Linked DNA regions of Homo sapiens: region 1 is linked to region 2. Evidence: read pairs that join two places in POLR2A ChIA-PET (ENCODE). Cell type or tissue: Panc1. All regions are shown on one strand.

Region 1 (2,500 bases), 170 kb before region 2:
CAGAATTTCCTTCCTTTTTAAAGGCTGAATAATATTCCATTGTGTGGCTAGACCACATTTTGTTTATCCATTTGTTTGTGGACACCTGGGTTGCTTTTGACTATTGTGAATAATGCTCTTGTGAATTTAGGTATGCATATACCTATTTGAGTCCCTGCTTTCAATTCTTTGGGGTATATACCCAGAAATGGAATTGCTGGGTAATATGGGAATTCTTTTTGGGATGAGCCTCCATACTGTTTTCCTTAGCTGCTGCACTGTTTAACATTTTCATCAACGGCACACAGGTTCCAGTTTCTCTACATCCTTGCAAATACTTGTTAGTCTTGGGGTTAGTTTTTTGTTTGTTTGTTTGTTTTTTGAGATGGAGTTTCGCTCTTGTTGCCCAGGCTGGAGTGCAATGGTGCGATCTTGGCTTACAGCATGCAACCTCCGTCTCCCGGGTTCAAGCGATTCTCCTGCCTCAGCCTCTGGAATAGCTGGGATTACAGGCATGCACCACCACGTCCGGATAATTTTTTATTTTTAGTAGAGACAGGGTTTCACCATGTTGGTCAGGCTGGTCTCGAACTCCCGACCTCAAGTGATCCATCTGCCTCTGCCTCCCAAAGTGCTCGGATTACAGGCGTGAGCCACTTCACCCAGCCAGTGTTGGGGTTAGTTTTAAGGAGGTGAGCAATTTCAGTGAGCATGAAGCCAGAGGGCTGGGAACACCTGGGAGTTAAACTGGAGAAAGCAAGTTAGCTTTGATGAGACAAGTAGAAGGGGCAGTAGTCTGAGAGATCTTAGAGGAGGGGAGGGTTTTCAAGATAAGAGAGACACTGAGCCTCTTTCAACACTGCTGGAAAGAATATAGGAGAGAAGAAGGTGGGTGGGAGAATTTTGTAAAAATGTATTTTTCGAGGAAAAAAAATCAGGAATTATGAAAATACTTGATTTGATCAGTTAACTGCCAGATGGGTTTCCTCAGAATTGAATGTGTTACTGAGTTTAGCCTGCAGGTGGCAACTTTTTAAGTTACTGTTTTTAAGACACCTTGAAAGACTTGGAAATTTTAAAGAAGTCGGTGAAGTGATGGATAAACCCTAAGCATTGTTCTTTTAGTAACTAATGAATAATTTTCCATTTGTTCATTCTACTTTCTAAAATAGAAGAAAAGTATGTACGTAGATCATTTTAGATGCAAATGTTTGGGAAGATAGGCGCAAAGCACAGGAAACTAAAGCTATCTAACTTGATACAAAATTTCAGTGTCTTTTTTTTGGGGTAGTTTTTTAATTCACATAAGGAATATTTATACATCAATAATACATATGTATATATTTTTTTAATTAGGAGGAGCTGAATGATGCTGTGGGATTTTCTAGAGTCATTCACGCCATTGCTAATTCGGTAAGTGAGCCAGACTTTTTAGCAAGATTGCAGAACATACTATTTCAGGTGAAGTATCTAATTATCATTGCAGATTAATCATTTCATCTCCTTTAGAATGTTTACCTAGAACATTCTAAGAAGTTAGAACTTCATCAAGATAGACTGTTGTTATAATGCACTTGGTGAGGCATAATTGCTAAATTATATTCAAATCAATTTTCAGGGAGCCTTGCTTGAAAAATGCATAGGAGGGTTACACTATGTTGTCCTTATATGGCTACATGGAAACCAAGAGTTATTTTCAAAACCAGTAAGAAGTCGAAAAAGAAAGTAAGGAATAAGGGGAGAAACAATCAGATATTTGACTGAAGGTGTTTTGTTCCCTAAGTAGAAGAATCTAGAGGGTAAAAATAATGATGTCTTTGTTTAGTGCTACATAAGTGTAATTGAATCTTATTCTTAATAATATTTGATATGTTTTAAAAAGATATTGGCCATTTGTGTAAATGTGCTAGGGGACTCTATGATAGATATGATGGGTGTTTTTCCTTGCTTTGTGAGGCCTTTCTGAAAACAGGCGGCCGGGCATAGTGGCTCATGTCTGTAATCCCAGCACTTCGGGAGGCCGATAAGGATGGATTGCTTGAGCTCAGGAGTTCGAGACCAGCCTGGGAAATATGGGGAAACCCCATCTCTACCAAAAATACAAAAATTAGCCAGGTGTGGTGGTATATGCCTGTGGTTCCAGCTACTTGGGAGGCTGAGGTGGGAGGATCGCTGGAGCTCGGGAAGTCAAGGCTGCAGTGAGCTGTGATCACGCCATTGCACCCCAGCCTGGGTGACAGACAGACCCTGTCTCCAAAAAAAAAAAAAAAAAAAAAAAAGAAGAGGAGAAAGAAAACAGGCATCCGCATTTTACATAGGTAAACTAGGTCATGCTGCTGGTTGTTCTAGACAGCTTGCTTGGATGCTGAATTGCCTGTAGTCTAGGACATTCTCTTATTTGAGCAGTTGGCCTGGGAGAAGGAATCATCTTATACCTTAGATGCTGAACTTTGCATCAGGGAAGCTTTAAGGCCATAGAAACCCTCTCAAGGTTTCATGCTGTCTCACTGCCAGCTGCAGG
Region 2 (2,500 bases):
TTAGCTGTTCAATTATCTTGCCCATATTTCATCAGATTGTTTGTCTCTTCATTAAGTTGTAGAAGTTGGCCAGGCATGGTGGGTCATGCCTGTAATCCCAGCACTTTGGGAGGCTGAGGTGGGAGGATCACTTGAGGTCAGGAGTTCGAGACTAGCCTGGGCAACACGGTGAAACCCTGTTTCTACTAAAAATACAAAAATTAGCTGGGCATGGTGGCAGGCACCTGTGCCTGTAATCCCAGCTACTTGGGAGGCTGAGGCAGGAAAATCACTTGAACCTGGGAGGCGGAGGTTGCAGTGAGCTGAGATCACGCCACTGCACTCCAGCCTAGGTGACAGAGCAAGACTGTCTCAAAAAAAAAAAAGTCGTAGCAGTTCATTACATACTTTGGACATCAGTCCTCTGTCGGATAGTTGTTTTGCAAATATTTAGTCCCAATGTATGGCTTGCTTATTTTCTTTCTTTTTTTCTTTTTTTAGACAGAGTGTCGCACTGTCGCCCCAAGCTGGAGTGCAGTGACGCGCTCTTGGCTCACTGCAAGCTCTCCCTCCTGGGTTCATGCCATTCTCCTGCCTCAGCCTCATGAATAGCTGGGACTACAGGCACCCGCCATCACGCCTGGCTAATTTTTTGTATTTTTAGTAGAGACAGGGTTTCACTGTGTTAGCCAGGATGGTCTTGATCTCCTGACCTCGTGATCCACCCGCCTTGGCCTCCCAAAGTGCTGGGATTACAGGCTTGAGCCACCGCGCCCAGCGGGCTTGCTTATTTTCTTAACAGTATCTTTTACTGGGCAGAAGTTTTTAATTAGGATGAAGTCTGTTTTATAGACTTTTTCTATGTCCTGCCTAAGAAACCCCCAAGTTATATTCATCCGTGTTTCCTTCGAGCTTTCTAGTATTAGCATTTATGTTTAAATCTATGATCCATCTTGAATTAACTTTTTATGGATGGTACGAGACTAGAGTTGAGATTCCTTCATTCCATATGGATGTCTAGTTATTCCAGAACCATCTGTGGAGAAGACCTTTTTGTTTAATTGTTGTGGTGATTTGGTCAAAATTCTGTTTACCTAATTATAAGCATGGATCTTGAGGGGGTGTGTGTGTTTCATTTTATTTATTTTCATTGACAAATAATAATTGTACATGCTCATAGAGTACATAGTAATGTTTCTTTTTTTTTTTTTGGACAGAGTTTTGCTGTGTCACCCAGGCTGGCGTGCCGTGCCCCAATCTTAGCTCACTGCAACCTCTAGCTCCCGGGTTCAAGCAATTCTCCTGCCTCAGCCTCTTGAGTAGCTGGGATTTCAGGCATGCATCACCATGCCCAGCTATTTTTTTGTATTTTTAGTAGAGACAGGGTTTCGCCATGTTGACCGGGCTGGTCTCGAACTGCTGGGCTCAAGTGATCTGCCTGCCTCAACCTCCCAGAGTGCTGGGATTACAGGAGTGAACCACTGCCCCTAGCCAATAGTAATAGTAATTTTTTGTTTGTTTGTTTTTTGAGACAGGGTCTCGCTTTGTTGCCCAGGCTGGAGTGCAGTGGCATGATCTAAGTTCACTGCAGCCTTGACCTCCAAGGCTAAAGCAACCTTCCAACCTCAGCTTCCTGAGTAGATGGGACCACAGGCATATGCCACCACACCTGGCTAGTTTTTTGTGTTTTGTTTTTGTAGAGGTGGGGTTTCACCATTGTTGCCCAGGCTGGTCTCAAACTCCTGGGCTCAAGTGATCTGCCCGCCTCAGCCTGCCTCCAGAAGTGCTGGGATTACAGGCGTGAGCTACCACGACTGGCCTGGATCATATGATGTGCTATTTGTAGTGTTTTGAGGAGCCTCCATGCTGTTCTCCATAGCGGCTATACTAGTTTACATTCGTGAATGTGTGTTATTTATTTATTTATTTATTTATTTATTTTGAGACAGAGTTATATTGTAATTACATATGTAATGTAACGAGGTGATGGATATGCTAATTACCCTTATGTAATCATTATACATTATATGTGTGGAAACATTACATCCGTGGTTCACCCAGGCTGGAGTGTAGTGGCACAGTCTCAGCTCACTGCAGCCTCCACCTCCCGTGCTCAAGTGATCTTCCCACTTCACCCTCCCAAGTAGCTGGAGTTACAGTCACATGCCACTACACCCAGCTAATTTTTGTTTTGTTTTGTTTTTTGAGATGCAGTCTCACTCTGTTGCCTAGGCTGGAGTGCAGTGGCATGATCTCAGCTCACTGCAACCTCCACTTCCTGGGTCCAAGCAATTCTCCTGCCTCAACCTCCCAAGTAGCTGGGATTACAGGTGTCCGCCACCATGCCCAGCTAATTTTTGTACTTTTTAGTAAAGACGCGGTTTGGCTGTGTTGGCCAGGCTGGTCTCGAACTCCCGCCCTCAAGTGATCCACCCACCTTGGCCTCCCAAAGTAGTGGGATTACAGGCGTGAGCCACCGCGCCCAGCCCGAGTGTGTGTGTGGTTTTGTTTTGTTGTTTTT

What was found. Peaks named below come from ENCODE experiments on the same cell type or tissue, not always from the same donor. Only the 100,000 strongest peaks of a DNase experiment are listed, where the experiment ranks them.
Region 1: POLR2A ChIA-PET joins it to region 2 with 11 read pairs; 2 of 35 experiments call an interaction of 5 or more read pairs at or near these places.

Annotation. Positions count from the first base shown.
Region 1 is chr16:14,598,796-14,601,295 of GRCh38, reverse strand. It overlaps PARN (poly(A)-specific ribonuclease), which reads left to right. Exons shown (of 24, transcript NM_002582.4): 12 at 1,336-1,392. Among named protein-coding and RNA genes, the nearest start is that of PARN, 30 kb to the left of the region's middle. In Panc1, no CTCF peak of the experiment used is centred here; a DNase peak (open chromatin) is centred at 1,005.
Region 2 is chr16:14,429,825-14,432,324 of GRCh38, reverse strand. No RefSeq gene overlaps it. Among named protein-coding and RNA genes, the nearest start is that of LINC03107, 2.4 kb to the right of the region's middle. In Panc1, no CTCF peak of the experiment used is centred here; no DNase peak of the experiment used is centred here.